Linked DNA regions of Homo sapiens: region 2 is linked to region 1. Evidence: chromatin loops called from intact Hi-C (ENCODE). Cell type or tissue: heart right ventricle. All regions are shown on one strand. Links, peaks and the distances in the headings refer to the core of each region. The heading gives the core; the rest is flanking DNA.

The links. Peaks named below come from ENCODE experiments on the same cell type or tissue, not always from the same donor. Only the 100,000 strongest peaks of a DNase experiment are listed, where the experiment ranks them.
Region 2: a loop joins it to region 1, with 2.3 times the contacts of the local background. A loop is called at or near these places in 1 of 110 quality-filtered maps.

What each region holds. Positions count from the first base shown.
Region 1 is chr10:50,370,880-50,377,764 of GRCh38, forward strand. All of the region lies in intron 6 of SGMS1 (sphingomyelin synthase 1), which reads right to left. Among named protein-coding and RNA genes, the nearest start is that of ASAH2, 120 kb to the left of the region's middle. In heart right ventricle, for the core only: no CTCF peak of the experiment used is centred there; no DNase peak of the experiment used is centred there; H3K27ac peaks cover 2,802 bases.
Region 2 is chr10:50,521,702-50,528,586 of GRCh38, forward strand. All of the region lies in intron 2 of SGMS1 (sphingomyelin synthase 1), which reads right to left. Among named protein-coding and RNA genes, the nearest start is that of SGMS1, 99 kb to the right of the region's middle. In heart right ventricle, for the core only: no CTCF peak of the experiment used is centred there; no DNase peak of the experiment used is centred there.

The DNA.
Region 1 (6,885 bases), core at 1,817-5,816:
CATCTCCTGTGATAATGATGCCTTCCGGAATTCCTCCTGAAGGACTTGCTTTATAGTTAACTTTTTAAAATACATAAGTAGAAGGAGCACATTCTAAAATAATGATAAAAGGTACACCATAGCAAATACATAAACCATTAACAGAGCCAAATACTATCATTATCAAGTGTTATGTAAGGTACATAATTATATATGCTATGCTTTTATACGGATGGCAGTGCAGTAGGTTTGTTTAGACCAGCATCATCACAAATGTGAGTAATGTGTTGCACTAGGATGTTAGGACAGCTATTACACCAGTAGGCTATATAGGTTTTTTCATCTGTGTTATAATCATTTGGGACCACCATTGTACAGATAATTTGTCATTGACCAAAATGTCGTTATGCCACGCATGACTCTCCTTTCCATTGTAACCACCATGGTTCAGGTGGCATTACATTTCATCAGAATTACTGCCAAAGCTTCCTCAATACTGCTCCCGTACACACCCTATCCCATCCAAACCCAAACTGCACAAGGCAGCAAGAGAACTTTTAAAACTGTGTAATTCTCATCTTTGAATTATTGCAGTAACTTCCCACTGTTCTTAAAATAAAACCCACACTTCATTATTTCATATTGTACAAGACCATTCCTGCCTTTGTATGGTGGAGTTCTACAACTGCACACTATACTTCAATTACTTTGGACTACTTGTAGTTCCTACCTCACAGACTTTGAACATGCTATTGTCTCCACCTAGAACACCTCCACCCTATGTTTCACATGATGGGCTTCCAGTCAATATTCAGGCCTCCACTCCCATGTCGTCTCTTCAAATAAGCCTTCTCTGAGCATCCTCTCTGACTTAGTACATTCTGTGCTGCTGTAACAGAATTGAAGGCTAGGAAGTTCAATCTCAAGGGACTGGCATCTAGTGAGGGCCCTCTTGCTACGTCATCCCATGGTGGAAGGCAAAAGGGCAAAGAGGGGGTGAGCTCATCCTTTTATATAAGGGAACCATTCCTGTGATAATGGCATTAATCCATTCATGAAGGAAGAGCCCTCCTGTTTGAACCACTTCTTAAAGGTCACACCTCAGAACACATTGCATTCAGGATTAAGTTTCCAACACGTGAACTCTGGGGAACACATTCAAACCACCGCACTCTTATCTATATAATCTTACTTGCTGAATGTCTTTCTGCCTTACCAGAATCAAAGCTCCATAAGGGAAGGTCCCTTGGTTGTATTTTTCATTATTGTATTCCCAGGAGCTAGCACGGTGCCCGGCACATGCTAGGCAGTCAATATAAATACGTTTCATGAACAACAAAAAGCGAATACTAGAGAAAGAAGGTGGCCAACTACGTTTGATCATAACATACTTATTAAATCTAGATTCTTCACAGTATGAGACCTATTATATTAACTTCCTTAAAACTTACTTTTCCCCAAATATAAAAAAGAACAAACCTATAAACTGGAGATTTCATCAAAGAAAATTAATTTTTAAAAATAAGTAATCTCTTAAAAAACACAGCTAATAGGCCGGGCACACGGTGGCTCACGCCTGTAATCCCAGCACTTTGGGAGGCCGGGGAGGGTGGATCACGAGGTCAGGAGATCAAGACCATCCTGGCTAACATGGTGAAACGCCATCTCTACGAAAAATATAAAAAATTAGCCGGGTATGGTGGCAGACGCCTGTAGTCCCAGCTACTCGGAGGCTGAGGCAGGAGAAAGGCGTGAACCCAGGAGGTGGAGCTTGCAGTGAGCCCAGATCATGCCACTGCACTCCAGCCCGGGTGACAGAGCAAGACTCTGTCTCAAAAAAAAACAAAAAACACACACAGCTAAGATTTTTACATGGGAAAGTATATACCTCCTTTAATCATACCATTTCTTTTTGAGATTTGCTCAAGGAGGAGAAAAAATCAGTGAGCCCTACTGGCCTTGGTAAAAAATTTCTTAAATATATAAAGGGAATCAGTCAACCTTAAGAGAAGGTCCAGAGAGGTTCCTAATTTTTTTATTCTTTGCTATAAGAAAAGGAAACTTAAATCCAAAGTCAATGCTATAATATAAAAAAAATATTCAAAACATTATTTCACATTTGTACAATGATAAAATAGTTGACTTTTTTCTTCAGATTGTATATATAGCCATCTTCCACATAAAATTTAGCCTTCATTCTTTTCAAAGCTATCAAAATCCTCCTCAGCAGTATATTTAATCAGATTTCTAAGGGTATCATCATAGGAAATACAACCTAAACACAGGCCCTTATAGATGTTTCCCAAAAGCTTTTGAAAGTATGATAATTTCCACATCCTTTACAGATGAGTTGTTCATTAATTTGTATGAGCAACTGAGACACTGGTAGGAATAATAAGATAATACAGGCACATCTGAGCAACACAGTATCAGGATGGCATGTCCTTAATTATTCCTTCCCAAACAGGTCCTACGCACTAAAATAGAACTGCAGGCATCACTGTCCTAAGTTGTCTTAACGCCCTGATCATGGAATGTTCAATTTTTCAAAATTCTGGATGCATTAATACCCAAACCATTTGATGAAAAGTCAGTTTCATATATGATGAGAGCATTATGTGATCATAACCTGAGACAGTGGCATGGCTCATTAAAAGCTTTTCAAGATTTTGTCAAATGATCTAAAGATGTAAACTGTAAGATCAAACAATTTAACTTTCAAATGTCACAGGTTACTTCAGTATAAAAGACAAATAAGGAACAAGGAAAAATACGGATTTAATTTGTAAAAGAACAAAACGTCAGTCATAAAGATAAAAACTGGAAAAATGACTAAGAGCGGCAATTATGTATTAATACCACATTGGGAGAAAAAGATTCTGTCAGTACAAGAGGTAAAAATCTAGCACCTAGAAATACCCAACAATGGCTTCTAAAATTATTTCTGGAAACTACTTTCTTACCATAAAATAACCATTAGCAGTCCCATAGGTATCTATTCCACATCTTGACCATGTGCTACTCCTATGGTAGAGGAGTCAAACTATCCACATAATATTAAGAAGCTAAGTACACATTATATAGACATCCTGTTCATTATAAGAATTTGATCAGCATTCAGAGAACAGATTATGAAAGCACTCTGGCAAAGGCATAGCCACATCAATTGCACTGAAGACACAGCTGAAATTTATCTTCTATTTATAAACCTAATGAGCTTTTCTCTTTGGCACAAAGCAGGCCAGCACTAAGCAGCTAATGACTGATTATATTAATATATATTTACAAAAGCCAAATCACTGAATCAAAATAAAATCAAACATTTACTAAGCACCTACTATGCACAAAGCATTGTCCTGGGCATTCAGTGAACCACAAAGAAACATACACCATGGTTGCTGCCTAACTAGGTTAAAACGTCCAAAACCAAATTCCTGCTCTTCTCCTCCAAGCCAACTCCTCCTGCATGCCTTCTTCAGCTTAGTAAATTGCAATTCCATTCTGTCATTTGCTCTGGCAAAGACTCCCAGCTGGTGAGTACATATGAGAGTGCACTCTCTCCAATCTGTGCTCCCCCCACCCCCACCCCCATTATCTAATCTATTAGAGCAATCCTATCAGCTTTATCTTCCAAATATATCCAGAAACCAATCACCTCTAACACTGTGTGGTCTGTTTCTACCCTTGCCTCTTTAAAATCACTTCTATGCTCAAAACCCTTTGTGCTGGATCTCACTCCAAGTAAAAAAACCAAACCTCTTTCTTACTAGGCTCCATAAGGTCCCAAGTGATCTGGTTCCTGCTACCTTCCTGACCTCATCCTCTTCCCTCCTCTTAAGAATCCTCACTCATCCAGCCTCTCCCCACTTGCCCATTCTCACTTCAACCACTCTGGCCACTGTTTCTCTAATATGCCTACTATGCTCTACCTGAGTCTTTGCACTTGAGGGCCCTTCTTCTGGAATATTCTTCCCCAGATATCCTCATAGCTCACTCCTTTGCCTACTTCAAGCCTCTGTTCAAATATCCTTAATATCAACTGAATGTCCCTTGACCACAACCTTTCATACTCTGTATTTTACTTGTTTAATGCCTTCGCAGCCCGAGGCAGGTGAAAAGTAAGATAATCTAGGATTGAGGATGGGGATAACAGAATTTGCAGAACTCAGGACAGAGGGAACAAGAAATTCTAGGGCTGTGGTCAAGACTATTAAAAAAACTGTGACCACAGGTTAGGTTAGGGAGCCTGGGCAACCAAGCAGAAAGAAGTAAGGAAGTGGGATTAGGTAATTTCCTGGAGCTTGAAAGGAGAACAGGTTTGGTGGCTGTCTTGAGGGACTGGTGATGACTACAACATAAGAGGTGGGAAGGCAGACAAGGTAGAGATTTCTGGGCTAGAACAACCTAAGAGACAAAAAGATTTAAGGGTGTGACTGGTGCTTGTTAGTCTAGTCACAGAACATTGAGCACATGGATTTGTAAAATGGGTCATGGTTGAGAACACAGAAGGCATCAAACTTGATGTAGAGAGGAGGAATTTTTAAGAGTCAGGCATTACCTTGTAGCAGGCATGGCTCATGATAGCTATCAACTGGAGTGGATTCAAATAAAGACAGGGGGTGAGAGCACTGTAATTTATTAGTTGGCCAAGGCACAAATCTTGAGAAGGAGGGTTTGGCCACCATGGGAGAAATGATCAGGGGACAAGCTGTTTTGCAGAGTGGGACACATTTCTTTCAAGACAGAATGGAAGAGAGAGGAGTCAGGTGGTATCAGATTGAGAAGGGCTTGTCCTTGTAGCTTCACAGCCTGGCTGAAGTTCCACACAGACGTGAAAGATCGGAAGTAGTATAGATGGCAGAAGGCAAACACTAGTGTGCCCAGATTAAATTATTTGATCACATGTGGAAGTGTACAGACCTCAAAACAGCAAAGCATACAAGATGTATGTAAAGACTTAGAATGATATGAAAATAAAAATAACCCTTTTTTCCCTAACTAGTTTTCCTCACATTTTTTTAAGAGATGGGGTCTCACTATGATGTCCAGGCTAGACTCAAACTCCTGGATTCAAGCAATTCTCCTGCCTCAGCCTCCGGAGTAGCTAAGACTACAAGTGAGTACTACTGCAGCCGGCATTTGTTTATTTTTACTTTTTTACTCTTATAAGTCAAAGGTTTGGTCTCATGCTTTTATTTCTTCTAATTAAAAGGTAGATTTGCTGGGCAAAATCCAAGAAATGCAAAACAAATTTGTTTTTAAGAGGTGAAAGCACTTTCACATGGCAGTTAACAATGTACCACAAGCCATGTCTTCAGAGGGGGGTATGTTCGCTGTGGTGTGGGGATAGAGGATATACACTAAAATGCACAAAAGACCACAAACAGAAATACAGGATTTTTGTTTTGAAGTGAATTACCTGTCACCAGTCCCTAAAGATGTGCCTTACTCTTGCTGGTTTCACCTTAACAGACATCTTCTTACAATTAGGAACCAGAGAGTCCCTCGACCTCCCGGCTGAGTTAGATAGGGCAACTGATTCTTTAAAGAGATTCCCCCAGATTCTATCAATGAGCATTTTTTTTAAATTATACTTTAAGTTCTAGGGTACATGTGCACAACGTGCAGATTTGTTACATATGTATACACGTGCCATGTTGGTGTGCTGCACCCATTAACTCATCATTTACATTAGGTATTTCTCCTAATGCTATCCCTCCCTGCTCCCCCAACCCCACGATAGGCCCCAGTGTGTGATGTTCCCCTTCCTGTGTTCAAGTGTTCTCATTGTTCAATTCCCACCTATGAGTGAGAACATGCGGTGTTTGGTTTTTTGGCCTTGCGATAGTTTGCTGAGAATGATGGTTTCCAGCTTCATCCATGTCCCTACAAAGGACATGAACTCATCTTTTCTTGTGGCTGCATAGTATTCCATGGTGTATATGTGCCACATTTTCTTAATCCAGTCTATCACTGATGGACATTTGGGTTGGTTCCAAGTCTTTGCTATTGTGAATAATGTCAATGGGCATTTTTTAAGATGGGCAGCTCTACAGAAACAATTTCCATGAAAAAAGGTTACTCATATCCAGAGTGAGCACAACATTAGACTAAGAAAGGCAGTAAGGAATTATCAGTTTAAGAACTTCTTGCAACAGTCTCCCTGGAAATGTTCTGATACATTCTACTTGCTGATTGTCTTAGCCTGTTTTCTGTTGCTAGAACAGAATATCTGAGACTAGGTAGTTAACAAAGAAAAAAAGTTTATTTTGGTTCATGATTCTGGAAACTGGGAAGTCCAAGCTCAGGCAGCTACATCTGGTTGGTTTCCGGTGAGGGCCTCATGCTGCATCAAAACATGTCAGAAGGCATCTCAGGGTGAGATGACTCACAAGAGAGAGCCAAACTGGCTTTTATAACGGATCCACTTTCATGATAACTAACCCACTCCCATGATAACCCATTCACCCATTAATCTATTAATTAATGAATGGGTTACTCCATTCATAAGGGCAGAGTCCTCATAACTCAATCACTTCTTAGAGGGCCCATCTCTCAATACTGTTACACTGGGAATTATCTTTCAACAAGAATTTTGGAGGGGACAAACATTCAAACTATAGCACTGATGGAAGATGTTTTCATCATGTCTTCTAATCTTTAGATGTATGCCTTTTATTACAGTAGTCACTTCTTTTCTGGTACGCCATACTTCTCAGCTAATGAGATTTTGGACTCTATCTTGAACTGCAATGGGTTGAGATTTGGGGGACCTCAGAATGATACATTAGTTTCCTGCGGCTGCTGTAACAAATAACCACAAACTGGGGGGCTTTAAACAGAAATGCATTATCAGTCTGGAGGCCAGAAGTCTGAAATCAAAGTATTAGCAGGGACATACTCCCT
Region 2 (6,885 bases), core at 920-4,919, 150 kb after region 1:
TGACATTTCCTCAGGTGATTCCTGAGGATTCAGTTCAGAATAATCGTGTAGTTTTCTGCATTCTCAGAAAACTACAAAAGTGATATTTTCTTCTCTGGATATCACATCTAAAGGCACAAAAAGTCTATCTGCCCCAGCTTGGTTATGCTAATTTTGATCACCCAGCCAAGGTGTTGTCCAACTTTTCCAATGAAAAATTACTACTTTTTCCCTTGCAGCTAACAAGTAATCTGTGGGAAGACACTTTAAGACCATGTAAATATCTTGTCCCTCATCAAAATTTCCCCCTAGATTTAGTATCCATTAGTGATGTCTGCCTGATAAAAACTTTATACTGTGATGGCTGCAACATGCTGACTTTTCCAACTCCAGCAATCCCTCCATATTACCATTCATTACTCAGCATTATACATTGTTTACCAATATATCTATTTATGATCACCTGAGATACATGAAGTCCTATTTTTTCAGTGACTTATAATTTATCCTTGTACTTAAGTATTTTGGTGCTCCAGCTGTCTCAGACTTAGCCAGTGGGAAGCCCTTCAAGCTGGCTCCTTTATCCCTGTGACATACTCCATCTTTTAAAAATATTTTCTTACTTTTATTCCCTTACTTTCTGATATTAAAAAAAAAATGTTATGGGCTCATCTTGTATCTACCCTGTCTCTAACCTGGATCCTGTCAATTCTCCAAAAAGCACTGGTTCCTTTCCAAGGAGAATGCTGTTAGAGACCAAAATCTGGTATTACCCACTTTTATAGTCATTGTTCATACCTATTGATTATTATTTTGAATATGAGTCACAATCCCCTGTTACTTTGCATGCTTCTTTCCATTATAAGGTAAACAATTGGAGGGTGTTCAGTTTGGCTCTGGTGGCAGCTAAATTACTGGTGGGTCCTCTTGATCCTGCCAAGCTTCATTTTACACTTGGTTAAGATGAGTCTATTTCACTTATGTCCTTAGTCCAAGCTTATGGCCCTTACTGTAAGGTATGGATGGTCTTTATTCCTAGGATGTGATGTCTCAACAGAATGGCTATGTGATGTCTCGGTAGAATGGCTAAGGTATTCAGCAAGGTCTCTTCACCTTGGCTAGGCCAGAAACCCAATCTTTCTCAGTAATACATGACCTCTGGTACCGCCATTCTGTTCTTAGCCTAGTAGCAGCTGCTCTCTGCAGGGCCTCACCCCTCAAGTAGCTCCCTCCTCTCCAGTACCCTGCCATACAAATCTCAGCCACTTCAGCAGCCTTAAACTCCAGTCTCTGCTTTCTCAATGCTATGAGACCACCATGCTCTGCTAGGGTTCACCTCCCTATATCACAGCGGGGAAAGTGTTCAAGCAGGAAACCAGGGCAAATGTGAGTCCCCCTCTTGTGATTCTCTTCTCTCAAGGATCACAGTTCCGGATGCCTGCTGTTCACTGCCTGAAAACCACAGCCTCATAGATAGTAGTCCTTTTTTCTAGTTGTTTACCTTAGGAGGCAAGACCAGCACCCATTACTTCTCTCTTTTTCTCTTTATGCCTTTAATAGTAAATGATGATTGAGGAAGACAGGTCTGCTCTACTGGGAAGGGTTAAGACTCAAATACTTTCAATGTATAATAAATGCTCTTTACTTAAAGATTTCAAAGAAACTCACTTTCTAACAATCTGTTTCTTACAAATGTATGTGCTTACCTTAAGCACAACACTGTAGCAAGAAAAATGTTCTCTATTAGTGGGGCAATTGCAAACAAATGACAAGGAAATGTCCCTGTTTCTTCCAAAAAGCTCACTTCAGATAGCCAGCTGGCTATCACCCTAACATGCATTTACATTTATTTCCATAACTCTTCCTCCTACTGGCATAACAAAACAGTAGAGCCTACCCTAAGTAATGAAAGTTAGTTGCTCTTCTTAATTTCTCTTGTTTATGTGCATATTCTTAGGGATGGAGAAAAGAATCCTTTTCATATAAATCATTTTCTGGTGTATTTCCATGTCTACTTATAACCACTGTTGAGAAAATAATTAGAAAATAAACAGTCAAAAATAAAACTTGCAACCCCAGATACAAAGCTAATCAATATTAGCAAAGAAGAATAATATTTTATCAAATACTGTGAGAAAAGATGATTTTGTAATCACAGGAAAATGGAGAACAAGTCTTTCCCTGCACAAGCCAGTAGATTTGTGCTCAAGGCACACGTGTGCACATGCGCACACACACACGCAGCATTCCAAACACAGTTTGCAGACTGAAATGTGGGACACCCTCTTGCTACTTCTTGGGCAGAATTTCTTCATATTAGAAATCCACATTTCAGCTCATCTAATTCATTTTCTCAAAAGGAATCAATGCATGACAAGTTATACCTTTCTTTGGTTCTACTTCAGGTCCCCTAGATCTTAAAAGTGAGCATCTGATGTAAACAAAATGCTTTATTGTCCTTTTGTACCCCTCACTGTCCAGGCATTCCTAATATTCTTGGGGCTCTTAGAACAGTCTTTTCACAGATCACAATGTCTCCTGTAGATCTTGTTGAATTCTGTTTCCTCAAGTCTGCATGTGTCCAGCACCCTAATGAGGTACAAATTCTTCTGTGCAACCCATTTCCCAGAAATGCAGTCTGAGCCTCTGGGCTTGATAAAACAAGACCTCCATGAACTGCTCCCAGTCCCCCTTACCATTTCGTCTCCTAACACTTTATGCTCCATCACTAGTGAAAAACTTGTAGCTATTCCCCTTCATGAAATACCCTTTTCCTCCTTTCTTCTCTTGACTGTGAAAATTTTTTCATGCTAACCATTCAAAGCTGGGTTAGTGCCCCAGCCCTATGCTCACCTTTATAATAAATAAACTTCACTGAGTGCTTTTGATATGCTAAGCATGGATGGGCACTTAACATGTATGATCTTATTTAGTGCTACTACTAAGTCTGTAAAGTAGGTGATATTTATTATTATCAGCCCATTTACAGATGAGCAAACATGAAGAAAGACTACACAGCGTCCCAATGTCACGCAGCTGGGGAGTGCTGGAGCCACAGAGCTCATAGGCTTTTCATTACAAACAGCATGAAACATAGTTAGTTGAAAAATTAACAGCATAATAGGTACTTCCAGGCAAAAGGCCCAGAATGTCAATGGTGACCCTATGACAACACTGAAAGGGTAAAAATAAGATGAGAGTAACTCATCAGAATCCTTCAGAAGAGGGTGCAAAAAGAGACCTATAAACTAACATCAACGATATGCCCATAATAAAGACCAAAATATTTTACCAAGACAGGGTGATCAGCAATTTCTAAGAATCAAGTAATATACACATGGCTCAAGCAAAATAATGTTTAAAAGAAGCGGTGGAAATAGGAAAGAATTTTCTTACTAGGGATTAGAGAAAAAGCATTAAATCAAAGATTAAGAAGAGCTCTCAGAGGAAAGAATCTGGAATATTTGAATAATTAAATCAATTCCATCCTCAAGAAGTTCTTATACTGGGTAACAAATAGCATCCTCTATTGGAGTTACATGTTGGCTCCTACACAAATTGAATGAGTGAAGATTAGTGAATAGGAAAAATTCTGTTGTACCCCATCTAAGCCCTGTGTGCCGCAGATCCAATATGCCCGTTTCTGGCTCTAGATTGTGAAGGTGGGTGTAAAGGAGGCATGAACAGGAATGCTGATGATGTGCTCCTTCCAAATGCCACCCAGACAGCCTCATGAAGAGCAAGGCAGAGAGGATCAATATTTCAGTACAGGCATCACTCAAGCAGGTTACCCTTCTTCACTGGTAGAGACCAAGATGCTTGGTCTCTTGGACCTTGACTGGAAGATGTTAACCTCACTTCAAAATAAAAATCAAGCAAAGTCAAAGTTATCAATGCTGGGCTCTACACTTCTTGGGAAAATTGAAAAACAGAAAAGAATCAAAAGTAGAAAAGTAAAAATCACTGAAACATAATTTGAGGTACGAAATTCCCAGAGAAAGTTTTGTCTAGGGAAAACAAGGGAGACTCTACCACTTACCATCATTTTAAGCACTACTCTGCTATGAGCAATGGATAGCATTTTTCCATTTCCACCAAAGACAGAGCAGTGAAAACAACTTTAGCCTAAAGCATAAGAATTTCAGCTTTAAGACAATGACTTTCTCCAAAGCAAGACATTTTAACTAAGGAGTCTATAGTTTGTACACCCATGACAAAGGTTGCTATGTTAATTATTAAAACGTAGAACTCTCAAATTGGTATTCCTGTAGAATATGTGATTTTTGCCTCAGAAGTTGCGATAATAATCAATAATACAACCATTTATTGAGTGCTTCGCTACAGGCCAAAAGTCACTCAGGGAGGCCTGAGGGGAAGCCCAGCTCTGCTAGTGCTGTGGGATTCACGTGTGTATTAGTCTGTTCTCAAAGTGCTAAGAAAACTACCTGAGACTAGGTAATTTATGAAGAAAAGAGGTTTAACTGACTCACAGTTCCACAAGCTTAACAGGAAGCATGACTGGAAGGCCTCAGGAAACTTACAATCACGGCAGAAGGCGAAAGGGAAGCAAGCACCTTCTTCTAATGGCAGCAGGAGGGGGTGGTCGGTGGGGGAAGTGCCACACTTTTCAAACCATCAGATGTCATGAGAACTCACTATCATGAGAACAGCATGGGGGATATCTGCCCCCATGATCCAATCATCTCCCACCAGGTCCCTCCCCTGACACATGGGGATTACAAATCAACACGAGATTTGGGTGTGGACACAGAGCTAAACCATACAGACACACAATCTCCCTGTTTCAATGCACAACCTCTTGACTACAGGGATAAGACCAATGCAAATTAAACTTACACTTACAAAATAGGATAATAACTGCTTTATGAGGTTTGAGAAAGGATTCAGTTTAGTTAATCTTATTTACCCTGTGCCTATCATGTAGCAAGCACTTCATAAATGTTAGCTATTATTACTGCCAAATAATTTTAACTTTACTTGGGTCAACTTCTTCCTGTTATTCAATCCCTGATTCTGTTAAAGGCAAGAGAGGGTGTTTAGGTCAATGAGAGTAATATAACTTCAAGATGAAAAAGAACTGGCTGGCCGGGCACGGTGGCTCACGCCTGTAATCATAGCACTCTGGGAGGCCATGGCAGGTGGATCACGAGGTCAAGAGATCGAGACCATCCTGGCCAACATGGTGAAACCCTGTCTCTACTAAAAATACAAAAATTAGCTGGGCATGGTGGCATGTGCCTGTAGTCCCAGCTACTTGGGAGGCTGAGGCAGGAGAATCGCTTGAACCTGTGAGGTGGAGGTTGCAGTGAGCCGAGATATCGCCACTGCACTCCAGCTGGGTGACAGAGTGAGACTCTGTCTCAAAAAAAAAAAAAAAAAAAAAAAAAAGAAAGAAAGAAAAGAAAAAGAACTGGCCATGTATTCAACCATGCAGCTCATCCACAGCCATCCACTCCGTAAGTAGACATTGACGGTGTGCCCATCAAGCATGGAGCAGTGGGGTAGGCCTCTGTGGGGAAAGTCAAAATGAAAATGGTGCAGCCCATAGCATTGCTCAAAGGACATCATCACCTTATTGTTAATCACCAACACTTGTGGAATATTCCCCATATGCCAGGCAGTGCTGCAAGCAACATGTGTGTATGTGTTCATGCACACACTTGTAAACATATATATTTACTCTTTTAAACCTCAAGACAACCCTTTAAAGTATTACTTATTATCCCTAATTTACAGATGAGAAACTGAGGCACAGAGAGAAAATATAACTTGCTCTCGGTTGCACAGCCTGTAATTGGCAGAGCTGAGATTCAGCTCCTGGCTATCTAGTTTCAGAGTCTTAGGCACCTAGCCACTTGATACGCTGCCTCTCCCTAGACGTGTCCGCTAAGAACTAGAGTGAGAACAGACTATGATAAGGGCCCAGTAGGAACATAAATAAAGTGTGGCGTTTGTGGGTTACTTGTGCTATCTTGACACATAACAGGAAGAAGAAAAGGCCTTTAACTACAAAATGATGTGTTTAAGCACTCCGTAGCAACCCAGACTGAAAGTCATCCAAAAAACACTTGTGTCTGTCACCTTGAAGAGCCATCTTCTCAGTTATTTAACACATGCTGCAGGGAAAGAAGAGGGCTAAGAATATGGGCTTAGAAGTCAGACATGCCTGGATTTGATTGGCAGGTCCTCCAACGGCAGCTCTGTGGTCTTCAACAAATAAATTACTTGACCTCTCTCTTCAATATCCTCATATTAAGGATTAAATGAGAAAATTTATGAAAGAGTTTAGTTGTAGGACATGGCTCTAAGTACTAAATAAATAAAATAATAAAAATACTAAATAAATAAATTGTTGCTGCTATTTTGCTTCAAGATTCATTCCTAAGTAATATTTAAGAGTACCAAGTACACAATATCAGTCTATAAACCAAAAAGTATGCAACTTACAGGATTTGAAATACATTGTGGATTCATTTATGATATCAATAAGTATGAATTATTAGAGCCCAAAAAGTATGATAAATCTGTGTTTCAAAATGCTAGAGAATAAAAAATTCTTTCATCTTATGAGGTAAGAGCAGCTGTGTATTGAGGGACGACTCTGTCCTCAGTCCTGTAACAGGTACAACACAGATTTTACTCAATCTTCAAAAACCACTCGGGGGTTTGTCAAATGGTACTGATTTTACATATGAGGATTCTGAGCCTCTCAGAGGTTAAATGATTGACTCCAGGTCACACTATCAATACACAGCAGGGACTATTCTTAAAACCAAAAGACTTACCAGTGAGGCAGTCAGAAACATAGCCATTCCACAAAGCATTTCCTTGGCACCAATCAGAATTTCATCAAGAAACATTCCAATATTATCAATGTCTAAATCC